Linked DNA regions of Homo sapiens: region 1 is linked to region 2. The links are chromatin contacts, found by Hi-C or POLR2A ChIA-PET in ENCODE. All regions are on one chromosome and are shown on one strand. The core of a region is the stretch at or near the end of the contact, and the rest is flanking DNA. Distances in the headings are between cores, read along the strand shown. Region 1 overlaps ZNF608 (zinc finger protein 608). Region 2 has its middle 81 kb from the start of LINC01170.

Region 1 (4,243 bases), core at 427-2,926, 180 kb after region 2:
TACAGAGAAAAAGTCAAGGAACTTGCAAAGGGCTAAGACATCAACTCTTTGCCATGAGACAGTGGTTCTCAACCTTGTTTGCACATTAGAATCACCTAGGGAGCTTTGACAAAACACCAATACCAAACCAGACCAAAATGCCAACCCAGACTAAACAAATGCCTGGGGTGGTGCCTGGGCATTAGTGGGTTTTAAAAGCTCCCAAGGTGATTCAAAGGCACAGCACCGAGAACCCTCTTTGGCAAGTACCACTTTTCTTTCTCTCACTTTCTTTTCTTCATGGCTTTACTTAACCAGTAAGAAAGTAAAAGCGTCGTGAATGATAGAGTGGCAGAGCAGTAGTAAATAACGGTCGGAATAACGGCGACAGATGCAGCTAAACCAAGTATGTTCTCAGGTAAGGCCAAAAAAAAAAAAAAAAGCCAATAAGAAACATGATTCAATAAAAATCAAAAGGAAACACATTCATAAAGGCTAAAAAGCCAAGTTCAGCACATATGTATTTACACATATTGCTATATACACCATGTTTTTTCTGGTTTGTTTTGTTATTTTTTTTTTAAAGAGCAAATTTTCAAACAAATGACTATACAGAGGCATGTGTGTCCCAAATGGCAGGAATAAATGCTAAGGAAATTCTTTCCAACATCTGTGAGTAATTTTGTACCATACATCATTGGTCCTATGCATTTACCTTAAAGAAAAAAGATCAGAGTAGAATTACCAAACATCCAAATGCAGTAATAGTTTTTCTCTCCTATTAGGCATGATCTGAAACCCACTAATTTTTTCCAGAGGGAACTTCACTAGTAACACTTTATTCCTGAGCACAACTTGGTTCTTAGACAACCAGTACTTCATGTACTGGCAGTAACACTAGGGGAAAGACTGACTAAAAGAATCCTCCTCTAATGAGAAACTCCAAACACAAGAAACAATTAAGTATTGAATGGGGATCCTCCTAGTCCAGTCTTGCGATTCCCAACCATCCAAATAAATCACAGTAATATTCAATATTCCCCCCAAAGAGTGCAGGCATGAACTCTTAAAATTCTAGGATCTTAAAACACACACACATATATGACCTTCACAGACATATGAACGCACGTAACAAATTAGGTTTGTGGAAAACACTACCAGTTACACAATACTCTCTCTCCAAGTGAAAATACCAGGGACGGGGTTTTATTCAACTCCATCTACAGGACATTAGTCAAAGGCACCTGACAGTTTTATAAATGCTCAACTTGAAGCTCTTTGTTAGTGAAACCTCACACTACAAAACTATTGTAGCTTACTCTCCCCTCCCCTTCTCCTGGAATCCCTCTCTTTCAGCTCTGCCAAATAACTGGCTCCCAATGTGTTTGTTCTGTGTCTCTCTTTGTTTCTCCCAAAAGGAAAAAATTAATGGTCAAGTGGGTTTAATTTTTAAATTGGTACAAGAGCTTTAAACACACTATAGTGAGAAAAATGCAAATGGAACGCTCTTGCAAATGGTTGCACATTAAACATACATCTTATGACCCAGGCCTTTACTAAGATGAGTTCTTAAATTCTTTGGAGGTCAGAAGTTTAGTTTATTCAGCAAGAATAACTCTATTAACAGCTCCAGCTCCTTCTTGTCACCACAGTAAACATCCACACATTCCAAATCCTGGAAAATGTGAGGCAGTAAAGAGAAGGCTGGGGCTGCCAACAGCCTGAAAACCTTCTAAAGCTATCAGTCCGCTGTACGAATGTACAAAGATATTCACAGAAATGGATGGAACAGAGCACGTATAAAGGCAGTTGGACTCAGGAGACCAGTTTTTCAGAGGACAGAGTGGAACTGGTGAGGCTTTATGTATATCACTATCAAATAATAACAACAGTAATAATACCTTACAGCTCTTTAAGCATATGCCCAGAATTCCACACCAACTTATGTACTGCTATAGTTTTTAAACCCAGATTTTTTTCCTAAATAATCTTATCTTTGAGAAGAGGCTAAGGTTAAAAGTCAAAACTAAGCAGACTTCTAAGCAAAGTGAAAAATAACCCAAGCTTTACAGCTGTTCCAGAAAGTTTGTGGCTAATTTTATAACATCTACCACCCAGTGAGGTCACACTGCAGGGACTTAGTCCTACTCCACACTTGAATAAATAAAATCATGACAAGCAATAAACTGATGGGAGTGCTAAGTCATAGCTAAGAAATGGGAAGACAGCATTTCACGCTAATGAGTAAATTATCCAAGTACAAAAAAATCTGATGTTCAAGTTTAGGGAAATTACCCTTACACTTTCCAAATATTTTTCTGTTCCTGAAAATGTGCACCTAAACAAATTCACTGTGACCTTATTAAGATCTTCAATACTTTTTTATACTTTTCACACTGAGTGTCAGTCTGAACGCCTTATCCACCATTTCCCTTAGAGAAAATCTAAGGGAAGGCAAACTGCACAACCCAAGAGAATAACATGATAGAAGCTTGCTCCCCACATGGGACCCCTTGTACTGGAGGGTGGCTGAACAGACAAGCAAGATGAGACAAATTCTGGCTCCTCCTACATCAGTTCCTCCCAATGTGGTTCCACAGTATAGTTTCAAATGGCTTCCCAGAATATCTGAAAAACCCAAATTAAAAGTACAAAATGAAAGAAGAGACCCAAAACTCAAAAATTTCTAAAGCCAAAAAAGTAAATTTTAATCACTTCCCTCTGAGCAAACAAAAGCTGACCATAGCTACTTTCAGTCCTTTTCTCTGATTCTTTCTTGTGTATTGTCTTTATTTATACTTACCAGTGCTATCTACAAATATTTTTATTTAACTACGAAACATATCGCACAAGAGTATATTTAATGTAATATGTAGAATTCAGAGTTCTCTAACAACCTTTGTTTTCTACCTTGAAACAGCTTGAGCTGTTTTCTATCTTTTAAGAATTATACTCAACACTTGTCATCTGATTTTCATTTATTTTTATCTTCTTCTTTCATTTCCCAGTTTGTCACTATCCTTAACTATTTTTTCTCAACTACTTCTTGCCCAGCAATTACCCTCAATATTCCCCATCCACTCAGCCACTTTTGAATACATTTCACCTTCTCCCTTTGAGTTTCGGCCCTCAGTTTTTCTCCCTTGATTCAGAGGAATCTGATGAATAATTGTGAGTCTCAGACCCTTCTTGTTACCCTCATCCTGCCCTTACTCCTCTGGCAAATGACCATGATATCAACAACTGTCATCTCCCTTATCTTTGACCGATCTAACTTACAGAGAAAAAAAAGTTCCCCCACCCCTTCATTTTTCTTTGTTCTCTGGTCCACTCTGAAGCACCCTGGAGCATGCTTCTTCCTTATCTCTTCTACTCTACTCACTCCCCAATGGAGCACTACAGATCTTCTTGGTAGTTAGTTTTCAATTATTGGTTGGCTTGTTAGTGACACTGGCCATATGAAACACTTCATACCTGGTGGTCATGTGCTATGAGACATGGTCAACCATGATTTGGATCCACTATCAGCATGGCATATGCTCTGATTTATATTCCAATAGCAATGATAGATTAATCCTGATCCATTTCCTTTGAACCTTGTTTCTCTTGTGGCTAATGGATTGCATTTGCCAAATGGCTTGCCGAGTTAAGGAACAGAAAAGGTTTTACGTCTCTGGCCATAGAAGAGAAGTGACCGGCTTACTAGGGCTTAAGTCTTTGGCCCTGGCCTCATTACTTCTGAGCACCAGCTGGCCACAGCCACATCATGACAATGATCCTCACTATGTGCAAGAACCTTGGCTCAATTCAGAAAGTAAATATAAGCCTCTACAACACAAAAACAACCATGTCAAGACAGACACATTTGTTGGCACCCTAAGAATTAAATAAACTTGAGATCTATCTCCCTTCCTAATTTCCACAATACCTTTTAGGGGAAGAGTAAACCCTCACCTGCTTCTCACAGTCCTTCCATGTTAGCACTTAAAGAGGAGAATCACTTTTAGAAACACCCAACTCATCTGCAATTTAAAAGCAGCCATGCACAAGAAGACAAACACGGCTCTTACTTCCAACACAAATCCAGAGAGCGGAAATAAAAAACACTTTCCATTCCTCTCTGAATACCGCAAAACAAATTCTCCTCACAGGTGGACATAAATACATCATGGGGAAGAGGGCATCGGGAAATATATAAAAATAAATTGTATTTACCTTCTTCTGTTTCATGCCACACGATCCCTTCCAAATTCACACTGGTCCC
Region 2 (4,001 bases), core at 1,228-3,727:
AGTACACATCATTTTTTCTTGTAGCCCATTAGCCAAAACTAGTCACATGACAGTGAGAGCAATATGTGACCCGCCCATATTCTCAGAGGGCCTAGAGAAGTAGATATGAGTAAGAAAGTCTCTAGCACAGAGGAATATGGTGGTAATCAATGTGATTTTTCTCCTTTAAAAATCTATAGTATACTTAGTCCTTTGCCTATCATATTCAACATTCATTTTTGGAATCTCTTTGTAGGCTTATCTATTTCACTCTTGATGGCTTGGGAGATCTTTGAGATTAGAAAACACATTTTGCTCAATTTTTAATACCCCACTGACCTTGCATATAGCGGGTACTCTATAAATATTAATCTAACTAAATGAAACTATTCTTCCTAAGATAATCATGAAGGTTTCTCTGTCTTTTCTTGGTATAAATATCAGCTCACAATCCTTGGAAAATTTTTCAGTGCCTGGACACACAGAAGTTATAGGTAAGTGCAGAATTCAGTGGCCCAGCTGGACTGCATCAGTAAATAATACTGAGCATATTTTCTTGTCCTGCCAGAAAAAAAAATAAAAAGGCAGTTTCACAAAAGAGATGCTATGGGGTGCTATGAAAATAACACTGGACTAGAGTCTGGAAAATTGAGTTCTTGTTCCAGCTCTGGCCTTAACTCACTGTGGGACCTGTGTATTCACATCAACTCACCCAGCCTCAGTTTCTTTAGACATAAAGGGATGGAGTCGAACCTCTGAAGTCCTTTCCAGATGACACATGCAATACTGCATGAATTGTGCAACCGAAAGGAATTTTTAGATAATTTTTTCAAAAACTTTGCAGTGTTTGTACATGAGATCTAGAGTAAGAAAATTTGGGGAGAAAGTAATCTTTAGCATCCTCTTACCTCTCCTTGTTAAGGCCCTTTTTTATTTCCGTGCCCTGCTCACTGTGTCCCTTGGTCATCCGGCATCCCCTCCTCCCCCATTAGTGTTTAGTTGAAAATTCACTATCCTGAATTCACATCAAAGCTTATTTATTTTTCCCATTTTCCTTTGATATAGGAATCAGCTAAGTTCTAAATAATAAATGTCAGCTAAACATTTGTAACTCCCCAGTGTGTATAGACTTGATGGTAGCAGTTCCCTGAATCCTTTGGGGGAAGCTGAAGGCACCAGATCCTCCCTCCCCAGAAACAGGGGTAGTCACCTTATGCATATATGACCCAGAGCTGGCCTAGAAGATGCTCTTGTCTAGGGCTTTGAATCCTAGCATTGTAATGCCAAAGCACGAGAACTGCTTGGATTCACCTACAGCAGGAGATGTGATAGGAAGGAATATCCTCATTAATTGAGGAGGAGGCTGCAGATGGAGAGGTTGTCCCTTCAGTAGCAGAAGTCCTGTCCTATAGTACTGGTGGTAGTGACATTCTGGTCAGGCTGCTTCTGCTAAAACATGACGGCACTACTCCCTGATTGTTGACTCTCCTGGCTTCTGTCCACTTTCCCAATTCTAGTTCTTCAATCTCCTATCAATTCTGAAGCCCCCAAGAACTTTGTGAAATTTCACCTATTTGCTTAACGACACTGGAGACCATTTGTGTCCCTCACAACTAAAAGATTCCTAATGAACTTAGAGATTGTGGCTGATAATTAGATAGTTTGCTACTGTAAGCAGAATATATTTCTTCTTAACAGAGCTTGCCTGGTTTGACCATTGAGCTGCCTAAAGCATGTTATTGTTTCTATAGTGTCAACAAATATGCTATCCCATTTCATCCTCTCATTGATCCCAGAAGGGCACAAGATATAAAAATATAAATATTTCCAGCTGGGCATGGAAGCTCACATCTGTAACTCCATATTTCCAGCTAGGCATGGCAGCTCACATCTGTAATCCCAACACTTTGGGAGGCCGAGGCAGGAGGATCACTTGAGGCCAGGAGTTTGAGACCAGCTTGATCACATAGAGAGATCTTGTTTCTACAAAAAATTCAAAAATTAAACAGGCATGGTGGCTTGCGCCTGTAGTTCTAGCTACTTGGGAGGCTGAGGGGAGTGGATCACTTGAGCCCAGGAGTTTGAGATTGCAGTGGGCTAGGATTGCACCACTGTACTCCAGCCTGGGTAAAAGAGTGAAACCCTGTCTCCAAAATAAAAAAAAAAAGAAAAGAAAAATAAATAAATATTTCTAACTCAGTGGTGGTAAATTTAAGGTTCCCAGATAGTAATTGACTTGACCAAGGTCAATGCAGTATTAAGGAATAAATCAAGATTCATAACCAGAACTGATCTATGTTCAGTCCTTTTTTACTATACCACTTTGTCTTCTCCAAAGGAGTTGCTTTAACTGCAATAGCCCAACATAGAAAAGGCTTTTTTATCAGCAGATGGAAGGGAATGCTCCTGAAATTTTGCCCAAAGGACTGGCCCCTTGCTTGTACAGGCATAAGTAATCACCAGCTTGCTTAATTCTAGCTCTGCACATTGCCATGACTCAGTGCCACTGGCTCTCCAACAGGATATAAATAGACCCTCAGAGGAAAAGCAGATTCATGACAATTAACAGTCTATGTGGTATAGCACAGCCACAGAAACTAAATGGCTATACCGATTGTGCCCCCTTAAAAGGTGTAAAACTTCCTCTTTCATATTTCATTTCAGCCTGTAACTTTTTTGACATTGTCATATCACCTCCCCGTCCCTGCTATTTTGACTTCTTCCGGATCTGGATGCAGTATGAATTCTAGAAGTACAAATTCTTTAAAATGCCACCCAAGAGGCTTAATCTATTTTCTAAATTTCCACCTGTCTGAAGTCTGTCCTGTACACCTTCTTCTAATCTAAACACTTGTTTTTTAGTGTTGCTTCTTAAAAGAACGAGCAGGCCTTAAAAGCTGATGTTTTGGCAAAGACAGAGTACAGGAAAAGTTACCTGAACTAAGCAACTTGGAGAAACAAGTTTGAAAGATAGTTCCCCAGCTGCAAGTGGTGTGTGAGGGGTAGACCACACCTGGGTCTGAGGGTTGGTTAAGCTAGTGAGTGAGTATCAGAGATGGATTAAAATGACTGTGGCTATAAGGAAGATGAATAGAGCAAGAGCATGAATAATGACACCAGAATAACAGGCATATTTCCATTCCTCTTTATACACAATTGAGCCACTAGAATTTGAAAGCAGACTTGTAATTGCTAGAGAACCTCACTCATTAGAAGGAGTAATTTTGAAGGGGAACATTCCTAGGGATTGAAGATGGTATAACAACTGTGTGAGACTCCCCTAAGAAGTGTGTGAAAGAGGAGACTAGCAGTGAGCAACTCTACTTCCTGCTACAATTCACTGTGGACAGGGAACAACTCCTATGGAACTTCATGAAGGAGGCCTAAACCTCTGTCATCCACTGGGTTTTGTGAGCAGCCCCATTCTGCTTTCTATCATGGAGAGTAACAAGAAATTGAAAATGAATATGAGTTTTGTGGCTTACAGATATGTAAACATTCATATCCTTCACAGAGGCCGGGCACGGTGGCTCACGCCTGTAATCCCAGCACTTTGGGGGGCCGAGGCGGACGGATCACCAGGTCAGGAGATCAAGACCATCCTGGCTAACACTGTGAAACCCCGTCTCTACTAAAAATACAAAACATTAGCCGGGCTCGGTGGCGGGCGCCTGTAGTTCCAGCAACTAGGGAGGCTGAGGCAGGAGAATGGCGTGAACTTGGGTAGCGGAGCTTGCAGTCAGCCGAGATAGCACCACTGCACTCTGGCCTAGGCGAAAGAGCGACACTCCGCCTCAAAAAAAAAAAAAAGAGTTAGATCGCAGAAAATTAAAAAAAGATAACAGCCAGAAAAAAAATGGTATATAGCCCACATCCCTGGGGTAGGGCCAGCAGTAAAAATGGAAGAGAGAGAGCAGGGAAGCCTACTTGTGACCCTTTAACATGACTGAAACGATTCTGCCATCCAGACTACCCAAAGAGATTCACTTTATCAGTCAGTGTTTTTTACTGCAGACAACAGA

What was found. A loop is a pair of places that touch in the nucleus more often than their neighbours do. ChIA-PET counts read pairs that join two places held with the same protein, here RNA polymerase II (POLR2A). Pooled maps may share reads with other maps.
Region 1: a loop to region 2 is called in a pooled map, with 2.7 times the contacts of the local background. The contact joins two enhancer-like sites. A Hi-C loop is called at or near these places in 13 of 37 single-sample maps with no recorded cell type and 6 of 50 pooled maps. POLR2A ChIA-PET finds 5 or more read pairs at or near these places in 1 of 52 experiments (OCI-LY7).

Annotation. Positions count from the first base shown.
Region 1 is chr5:124,696,820-124,701,062 of GRCh38, forward strand. ZNF608 (zinc finger protein 608) reads right to left here. Exons shown (of 10, transcript NM_020747.3): 3 at 4,195-4,243. Among named protein-coding and RNA genes, the nearest start is that of ZNF608, 48 kb to the right of the region's middle. Within about 2 kb of position 1,677, at least 7 of the 41 ENCODE cell types and tissues checked have a DNase peak (open chromatin) inside an H3K27ac peak, as active enhancers do.
Region 2 is chr5:124,517,114-124,521,114 of GRCh38, forward strand. No RefSeq gene overlaps it. Among named protein-coding and RNA genes, the nearest start is that of LINC01170, 81 kb to the left of the region's middle. Within about 2 kb of position 2,478, at least 4 of the 41 ENCODE cell types and tissues checked have a DNase peak (open chromatin) inside an H3K27ac peak, as active enhancers do.